2 separate regions of the Homo sapiens genome follow, and region 2 is linked to region 1. Evidence: chromatin loops called from intact Hi-C (ENCODE). Cell type or tissue: mammary epithelial cell. All regions are shown on one strand.

Evidence for each region. A loop is a pair of places that touch in the nucleus more often than their neighbours do. Peaks named below come from ENCODE experiments on the same cell type or tissue, not always from the same donor. Only the 100,000 strongest peaks of a DNase experiment are listed, where the experiment ranks them.
Region 2: a loop joins it to region 1, with 8 times the contacts of the local background. A loop is called at or near these places in 5 of 110 quality-filtered maps.

The regions. Positions count from the first base shown.
Region 1 is chr17:2,953,095-2,958,094 of GRCh38, reverse strand. It overlaps RAP1GAP2 (RAP1 GTPase activating protein 2), which reads right to left. Exons shown (of 25, transcript NM_015085.5): 4 at 301-336. Among named protein-coding and RNA genes, the nearest start is that of RAP1GAP2-AS1, 10 kb to the left of the region's middle. RefSeq lists enhancers at 371-1,000, 1,001-1,629. In mammary epithelial cell, no CTCF peak of the experiment used is centred here; a DNase peak (open chromatin) is centred at 2,804; H3K27ac peaks cover 1,262 bases.
Region 2 is chr17:2,890,001-2,895,000 of GRCh38, reverse strand. All of the region lies in intron 2 of RAP1GAP2 (RAP1 GTPase activating protein 2), which reads right to left. Among named protein-coding and RNA genes, the nearest start is that of RAP1GAP2-AS1, 73 kb to the left of the region's middle. RefSeq lists enhancers at 984-1,767, 1,311-2,510. In mammary epithelial cell, no CTCF peak of the experiment used is centred here; DNase peaks (open chromatin) are centred at 1,370 and 2,250; H3K4me3 peaks cover 165 bases; H3K27ac peaks cover 2,250 bases.

The DNA.
Region 1 (5,000 bases):
GGAACAATGGACCCTTCAAACCCTCCTCCACATCCACAGGGCTTATGGCCTCCCCAGCTGCCCTGCTGGGGAAGTTCTGCTTTTATCCTCCCTGTCCCTCCGCAGGAGTCTTCCCAAAGTGCTCCGTACCCCTCAACAGCAAAATGGCCTCAGGTTGTCTGGGCCAAGGGGATGCAATTGTCTCTTCTCTGCACCCCCGTCCAGGGCACCCGGCTTCTGCCCGTGGGTTCTGCCTGGTCCCTATGCCACCCACATCTGGGGCTGGGCTTCTTCCCCGCCACGGTGGGGGTACGTACTCACCTGCATTTTCTCCAGCATCTCAAAGAACTCCGACGACTGAAAGACAAAAGCAGGGGGACAGAAAGACAGGGATCAGCCGGGAGGTCCACAGCAAAAGCCTCTTCCTCACCAACTATCAGGAAGCTGAGCCTGGGGCTTCCCCAGGGACAAAATTCATTTGGATCAACAGAGAAGATAATTTGATTTTGCCTTTGCAGGGCTAGAGGGCCAAACACCCCATACAACAGGAGAGAGGCTAAGGCACACCTGGGCTGGCAAATGAATGGTGCTGGGGGAGCAGACACTCAGCCTCTGTCAAGGAAAGGGGCCTGCCGGCCCCTGGGAAGAGCCAAATTCTGCAAACGCCTATCGTCCTCGGCATTCAGCCTCCGGCAGGAGCCATATTTAGGATGTTTTCAACCCAACAGTGGGGCCAAGGTGTCCAACACAAGCGGCGTTCCACACCCTGATACAGAAAACCAACCGGTGAAAGCAGGGTCGCTGTGGCCACAGCAGCCAGGGAAGGAGGGGGAGGGCCCGCTATGCCACCTCTGCCTCTGCCTGCCCGGTCCCCTGCCCACAAGGCACCACTCTGGCACCCTAAAGCTGGTGAAGCAAAGCCTGAACACCATTGAACCGAGGCCTCCAGGGGCCTAGAGGGATTTTTTTTTTCTTTTTTTTTTTTTTTGAGACAGAGTCTCGCTCTGTCACCCAGGCTGGAGTGCAGTGGCGCAATCTCGGCTCACTGCAACCTCCGCCTCCCGGGTTCACGCCATTCTCCTGCCTCAGCCTCCCGAGTAGCTGGAACTACAGGCGCCCGCCATCGTGCCCGGCTAATTTTTTGTATTTTTAGTAGAGACGGGGTTTCACTATGTTGGCCAGGATGGTCTCGAACTCCTGACCTTGTGATCCTCCCGCCTTGGCCTCCCAAAGTGCTGGGATTACAGGCGTGAGCTACCACGCCCAGCCTAGATGGGTTATTTTTAAAATCCCAATTGCACTTGTCCAAACCTTTGACCTACTTTGGTGCCACCCTTGTGTATCCAGGAAAAACAAAAAGGAGAAAAGGGAAGCGGAATGGAAGCGTGAGGGGCTGGCAACTCTACCCCAACAAAACACACAGAGGCCACCCCACTTCCTATCCCCTGAAAACAGCTACTCCTCCTCAGACTAATGTCACTGCCCACATCTGGGCACCGCGAAGCCGGGAGGTCATGAGTGCCCAGAACAGACAGTCCCCAGTGAAGACGAGAGAAAAGAAAGCAGGGATGAGGAACAGTGTCCTCGGTTCTTCTTCAGGCAGAGGTGGGGCCTCCAAGCACTCTTCCTACCTCTGCAGGCACCCATGGGCCAGAACTGCCTGGAGCTCCCACTGCTCCCAGAATTCCCAGACCCGCCCTGGGAAGGAGCCTGGTGAAGTCCCTGGAGAGACCCAGCCCTGCTGTTGACTCCAGACAACCTCTGTCAGGCCAAAGCCAGCGTGTCAGAGGCAAAAAGCTCCGACCTACCAGCAGTTCAGGATCTGGCATCTAGAAACCCCACGTGTGAATGTACAGGGGTGGGCTTAGGGCACCCGCGCCCAACTCCCTTGACCAGAAGTGAGCCGCCAAACATCCAGATGCCAAACCTCCTCTTCCAACTTGCTCAGGTGCACATGCACCACCCACGCGGGGCATTCTTACCATCTCCAGGCTTAGGAGACCAGGATTAGCAGACGTAAAGAGCTTATACCAATCAATACGGATAGAAAGATGAACAGGAGGAGGATAATGCAACAGAAGCAATCAACATGTTAAATACACGGACCTCTGACACGCGATTCCACGTCTAACAATCCATCCTCTAACACACTTGCAATGTGCACAAAGACAGACAGGCTCAAATGTTCACTGCAGCATCGTTTCTAACAGTAAAAAAATAAAAACAACTTAAAAGTCTGCAGAAAATTGGTTAAAAGAAGCTACACTCACAGAATAAAATACAAGTACTATAAACTATAGGTCAATAAATTAGATAACTTCGATAAAATGAACAAATTCCCTGAAAAACATAACCTATCACAACTGACTCAGTAAGAAATAGAAAATCTAAAGACATATAACAAATAAAAAGATCAAATTAATGATCAAAAAAACGACGCACGAAGGAAAGCCCAGACCCAGGTGGCTTCATTTGTAAATTCTACCAAACGTTTAAAGAAAAGTTAATACGAATTCCTCATACTTACTCTCAAGAAAGTCAAAAGAAAGCCCGCAGAATGCTAGGAAATATTTGCAAATTGTATATCTGATAAAGGACGTGTCTCTACAAAAACAAACTCTTACAACTCAGTCAGAAAAAGACAGCTCAATTTAAAAACGGGCAAAGGATCTAAATACACATATACCCAAAGAAGACATACAAAGGAACAATAAGTACATGAAAAGACACTCAAGCCATTAGTCATCAGGAAATGCAAATCAAAACCACAATGAGACACCACTCATACCACTAACATAGCCACGATCAAAACACAGACTATCACAGGCGTGAGCAAGGCTGTGGAGAAATCAGATCCCTCATCTATTGCTGGTAGGAATGTCAAACAGTACAGCCATTGTGGAAAATCATTTGGCAATTCCCGGAAATGTTCAACACGGAATTATGACCACACAACTCAGCAATTCGACCCCCAGGAATATACACAAAAGAATTGAAAGCAGGTACTCAAGCAAATACTTGTACACAAACATTCACTACTGCAGTATTCACTCTTGCCAAACGGTGGGTACAACCCAAATGTCCATCAACTGACGAATAAACAAAATGTGCTGTATCCATACGATGGAATAATATTCAGCCAATAAAAATAACATATACTGATACCTGCCACAACACTGCTGACCCTTGAGTGCATTACACCAAATGAAAAAAGGTAGAGATAGGGCCGGGTACGGTGGCTCACACCTGTAATCCCAGCACTCTGAGAGGCTGAGGCAGGCGGATCACGAGGTCAGGAGTTCAAGACCAGCCTAGCCAACATGGTGAAACCCCGTCTCTACTAAAAATACAAAAATTAGCTGGGCTTGGCGGCGGGTACCTGTAATCTGAGCTACTTGGGAGGCTGAGGCAGGAGAATCGCTTGAACCTGGGAGGCAGAGGTTGCAGTGAGCAGAGATCGCACCATTGCACTCCAGCCTGGGCAACAGAGCAAGACTGCCTCTCAGTAAATAAGTAAAATAAATAAATAAATAAATAAATAAATAAGTACTGATATGTGAACCAAATGGATGACAAATTCCCTCACTACAGGAGGAGGTATAGAAAAGCAGTTAAGAACCTGCCTCTGTACCCGCATGACCCAGCAGTGCCACTCCTAGACACCTACACAAGAGAATGGAAAATACACGTCCACACAAAAACTCTTACATAAGGCCAGGCGTGGTGGCTCAAGCCTGTAATCCCAGCACTTTGGGAGGCCGAGGCGGGCGGATCACGAGGTCAGGAGATCGAGACCATCCTGGCTAACACGGTGAAACCCCGTCTCTACTAAAAATACAAAAAATTAGCTGGGCATGGTGGCGGGCGCCTGTAATCCCAGCTACTCAGGAGGCTGAGGCAGGAGAATGGCGTGAACCCGGGAGGCGGAGCCTGCAGTGAGCCAAGATCGCGCTACTGCACTCCAGCCTGGATGACAAAGTGAGACTCCATCTCAAAAAAAATTTAAAAAAGACAAAAGTCAGAGATAAAGGACCATAATTCCATTTTAATCAAATGTCCAGAGTATGCAACCTCATAGAGACAGAAAGAAGATGAGCGCTTGCTTAAGCTGAGGGGGATGGGGGATTGGAAGGTGATAGCTAAAAGGTACGGATTTCGTTTCAAAGCAATAAAAAGGTTCTAAAACTGATTATGATGGTGGTTACACAGCTCCGTGAATACCACCAAAAACCACTGAATTGTACACTTTATTTTATTTTTTATTTTTTGAAATGGAGTTTCGCTCTTTTCACCCAGGCTGGAGTGCAATGGCGCGATGTCAGCTCACTGCAACTTCCACCTCCTGGGTTCAAGCGATTCTCCTGCCTCAGCCTCCGGAGTAGCTGGGATTACAGGCATGCGCCCCCATGCCCAGCTAATTTTTGTATTTTTGGTAGAGACAGGGTTTCACCATGTTGGCCAGGCTGGTCTTGAACTCCTGACCTCAGGTGATCTGCCCACCTTGGCCTCCCGAAGTGCTGGGATGACAAGCGTGAGCCATCGTACCCGGCCAAATTGTACACTTTAAATGGGTGACTTTATGATACGTAAATTATATCTCAATAAAGCTGTTCAAAAAAACTATACAATCATTCAAAAAGACAGCAACAGATTCATGTTGCTTACATATGACACTCTCCAAGATATATTAAGTTGAGGGGTGGAGGAAATCAGAGACAATACATTGAATATAATCTCAATTTTATAAAAACAGCCAGACACGGTGGTTCACACCTGTAATCCTAGCTACACAGGAGGCTGAGGCAAGGAGGGTTGCTAGAGCCCAGGAGTTCAAGGCTGCAGTGAGCTATGATCATGACACTGTACCCTACCCTGGGTGACACAGTGAGGCTCCATCTCTTAAAAAAAAAAAGATACTGTATATAATGTATGCATATAAATTCATAGAAAATGATCTGGAAGACCATACCTCAAACTATCCAAAAGCCATTATATCAATAAATGAGGGGTCTGGTGCAGTG
Region 2 (5,000 bases), 63 kb after region 1:
TGAACCCTCTCTCGAGGGCAAAGGAAGGAAGCCAAGGGGCCCGAGGCGGGGTGCCCATGACCTGCAGAGCTTTGCTGGAGGACTCTGCAAGCAGCAGAGAGAGAACGGAGCGGCTGGAAGGGAGGGGCCAGGGGAAGACCGAAACGGGGCCGAGGGGCGCTGCCCTCCACTGCGCTCACAGCCACAGAAATGACATGAAAGGGTCAGAGTCATAAGGCATTTCGGGAGCAAAATTAAGAGGACTTGGTGACAGAAAGTAAAGGGGGGGCCGAGAGCTAAACACACCAAGTAACCTGGGTTTCAGAAAACAGAATGACGGACGCTTCAGCCGTGATACAGACGGAGGAGGAGAGTCGCTTTGCGAGAGGCAGATGATAAGGCTCTCTTTCTGGACGCACGGCAAGCCAGGGGCCCCTGGGACACCCAAATGGGATCAGAACAGCACTAAAACCTAAGCAGAAAGACAGGTGTAACAAGAACAGAGGTGGAAGCTGAGGCCACGGGAGGGGTGGAGGCCCTCAGGGACAGCATGTAGGGCTTTGGGGTTTTAGGGGGTTTTTTGTTTGTTTTTGAAACGGAGTCTCGCTCTGTCACCCAGTCTGGAGAGCAGTGGCGCGATCTTGGCTCACTGCAAGCTCCGCCTCCTGGGTTCAAGCGATTCTCCTGTCTCAGCCTCCCAAGTAGCTGGGACTACAGGTGCCTACCACCATGCCTGGCTAAGTTTTGTATTTTTAGTAGAGATGGGGTTTTTGCCATGTTGGCCAAGCTGGTCTCAAACCCTTGACCTCAGGTGATCTGCCTGCCTTGGCCTCCCAAAGTGCTGGGTGCTGGGATTGCAGGCATGGGCCACCATGCCCAGCCTAACTTTTTTTTTTTTCTGTATTTTTAGTTGAGACGGGGTTTCGCCATGTTGGCCAGGCTCGTCTCAAACCCTTGACCTCAGGTGATCTGCCCACCTCGGCCTCCCAAAGTGCTGGGATCACAGACATGAGCGCCTGGCCGGCTTTCATAAAGCAAAAATGAACAGGAGCCCTCCAAGGGGCAGGGAAGGAGAGGTGAGAAGGCAGCCTGCTGGGATGGGCTGGAAGGGCGGTGCTCAGGGAAGAGCGCGTGCCAAGCAGGGGGTGGCAGAGGCTCCACCTCCCCTGCGCTGAAGAAATCACCAAGCCAGGTGCCTACGCACCCAGCCCTTCAAACGCACTCCGTCACTCAGAAACTGCCGACAGAGCAGTTCCCCTCCCGGGCGCAGTCAGCGGCTCTGCCTGGCACTGCCTGGCCTCCATGGGGGGAGCAGCGTCATGGTCAGAGCAGAGGCAGCCAGCGCACAAGGTCACGGCCTCCGGCAGCTTCAGAAACCACTCACAAAAGCCGGGAGTCACAAGGTGTGGGCTATCAGCATTTTCCCAGCCCGTAAACGCCCTTCACCTGGATGGCGAGGAAAGGCGCATTCATCTTATGATTCATTCAGTGTGGATGTATAACATTTATCACAATAAAAAATCATGTTTCAGCAGTGATAACTATGTACCCTCACTTCCTTTAGGAGATATAAATAGAGATATTCTGAAGCCTGTTGAGACTTCCAGGATGAACCTGTCAGACTGACCACACGCATTTATTATCCCACTTCTTCTGAAGCCCATTAAAATAACAGTAAGGGGGCTGGGTGCGGTGGCTCACGCCTGTAATCCCAGCACTTTGGGAGACTGAGGCAGGCAGATCACCTGAGGTCAGGAGTTCGAGACCAGCCTGGCCAACATGGAGAAACCACGTCTCTACTAAAAATAAAAAATAAAAAAACTAGCCGGGCTAGTAGCTGGTGGCGGGTGCCTGTAATCCCAGCTAGTTGGGAGGCTGAGGCAGGAGAATCACTTGAACCCGGGAGGCAGAGGTTGCAGTGAGCCAAGATCACGCTACTACACTCCAGCCTGTGCAACAAGAGCAAAACTCCATCTCAAAAAAAAAGAAAAAAGAAAAAGAGAAAAAGAAATATGATGAAAAGACTAAGTTGAGGAAATCTCCCAAAAAGTAGAACAAAAACATAAAGATACAGAAAACAAAAGAGGGAAGAGAAAAAAGATCAAATAGCCGACCAAGAAAGTTCCCAGAAAGAGAAAGGGGAGGGGAGCTGGCAGCTGGTATCCAAAGCTGGCATCTCTTGGTGCTGATGGCTTTGTGTGCTCCCCTCTTGAATCTGGGCTGGCCCTGTGACTCAGTCTTGACCAACAGAATGAGACAGACGTAACATTACCTCACTTTCAGGAATGAGTCACAGGACAGCTTCCACCTCTACCTCTAGGAACATTTGCTCCAGAGAAAGCAAGCCTGCACGTGAAAGGCCTGACTGAGACTGTCAATGCTGCAGCTGGGAACATGGAGAGGCTACATGGAGAGAGATGCCCAGATGCTCCAAACATCCCAGTCCATGCACATGAAGAAACCACCTTGGGCATCTCAGCTCCAGTAGATGCTATGAGAACACAGCCCAGCTCCCGGACATACAGCCCCAGTGGACCGTCGCAGTCATCTCCAGCCATCTGAGCCACCCAAGATGAGGTCCCCAGACGTTGTGAAAGCAGAGAGAAGCCATCATCTCCAACACGCCCTAGCTGAATTCCTCACCCACAGAACTTGAGCATAATAAAATGGCTGTTGTCTCACCATAACAGAAAGATTAGCAGGGAAATAGTACAAGAACATCTTCCAGAACTGAAGGTCCTGAGTCTCTGGGTCCACCAAGTACACAGCACAGTAAAGACACAAGATCCATCCCAAACACTGTCAGGAAATTTCAGAACACCTGGGCAAATGAAAAATTCTCAGTGACACCAGAGAGAAAATATAAATACATACCATATACAGAGAAATAGGAATCTGGGCCGGGTGCGGTGGCTCACGCCTGTCATCCCAGCACTTTGGGAGGTCGAGACAGGCAGATCACCTGAGGTCAGGAGTCCGAGACCAGCCTGGCCAACATAGTGAAACCCCGTCTCTACTAAAAATACAAAAATTAGCCGGGCATGGTGGCACATGACTGTAGTCCCAGCTACTTGGGAGGCTGAAGCAGGAGAATCGCTTGAACCGAGGAGGCAGAGGTTGCAGTGAGCCGAGATCACATCATTACACTCCAGCCTGGGAGACGAGAGTGAAACTCTGTCTCAAAAAAAAAAAAAAAAAAAAAAAAAAGAAAAGAAATATGAATCTGCATATCATCAGACTTTTCAACAGCAACTCTGGAATCTAGTAGGCAATGATGTTATAACTCTCAAAATTCTCAAAGAAAATTATTTTCAACCTAAAATTTCACACCCAGGCAAACTATCAACCAATAAAGACATTCTGAAATATGCAAGAGCTCAAAAAAATTCACACCCTTGCACCCTTTCTTGGGAGGATACTATCACTAGAGGATGGGGGGGCTCTGGAAGTGAGATCTCCTGGGGGAAAGAATGGAATTGACAGGTTATCTGATGGATGCAAGCTTGGCGGAGATGGGGGAGGGTAGGGAGGGGCCATCTATTAAAGTAATTGTGGTAGAAAAAAATAAAAGTAGAAAAATAGGCCAGGTACAGTGGCTCTCACCTGTAATTACAGTACTTTGGGAGGCCAAGGCGGGAGGATTGGTTGAGCTCAGGAGTTTGAGACCAGTTTGGGCAATATAGTGAGACCATGTCTCTCCACAAAAATTAGCCAGGCATGGTGGCAAGCACCCATGGTCCCAGCTATTTGGGAAGCTGAGGTAGGGGGATCGCTTGAACCCTGGAGGTCAAGACTGTAGTAAGCCATGAATGTGGCACTGCACTCCAGCCTGGGTGACAGAGTGAGACCCTGTCTCAAAAATTAAAAAAAAAAGAAAAAGAAAGATAGGTCCATAGAAAACAAAGCTAATGGCAGAAACAGGAGTTAATCATTAACTCCAAGAAACATGAAAAGTTATACAAGAAAGAAAACATAATTATGGTACCCTCTCACATAACAATGAATAACATTTACACAGTCATAAAAAGTAAACATTGGTCGGGCGTGGTGGCTCAAGCCTGTAATCCCAGCACTTTGGGAGGCCGAGGTGGGCAGATCACTAGAGGTCAGGAGATCGAGACCATCCTGACTAACACAGTGAAACCCCGTCTCTACTAAAAACACAAAAAATTAGCCGGGCGTGGTGGCGGGCGCCTGTGGTCCCAGCTACTCGGGAGGCTGAGACAGGAGAATGGTGTGAACCCAGGAGGCGGAGCTTGCAGTGAGCCAAGATTGCGCCACTGCACTCCAGCCTGGGTGACAGAGCAAGACTCTGTCTCAAAAAAAAAAAAAAAAAGTAAACACTGACCATTGAATTGGACCAAAAACTGGTGCTACTGGGAGGATACACTGTGTAATAAGGGGTCCCATGTGTTGGCTGAATTCCCGGCAAGCCCAAGAAGAAAAGGAGCCCCGTCTCACAGTGCCCAGCACAGAGGCGTGTTAAACCATCCATGCTAAGAAATCCCCCAGCAGTCTGTGAGCACTGAAAGTTTCCCTATCACAGAGCCAACCGGCCTTCCAGCTAAGCCACTGCTCCACTCCGCTCTAAGACTGTGTCTTAAGTCTTAACTCTTCTGAATAAGATTACTTGGTGACATAATGGATTAGGAGCTTCCATCATTGGTTCAAACTAAATAACAGTTTCAATGGGGACAGACTACAGCATTTCAGGGTAAATCTGCCTGGTCTATTCAATTACTATAATAATGTTATTCTCACTCATTAGAAAGACAAATGCATGAAGCTGTTTTCCAGCACTGAGACAGGGCACCTGGCCCATCCTCGTTCCTCCCCTTTCTTGCTTGTGACCGTGGTACATTCCTGGAAGACGAGTGTCCAGAACAAGGGGTTCCACCCATGGCCATGCAACCAAGCATCAGTGATTTGGCTCCCAGGGACCAGGGCTGGGATCTCATCTCAACAGCATGCTCTAACCCAACCTACAGAACACAGCGCAGGCCAGTGCGGGGGCTCACACC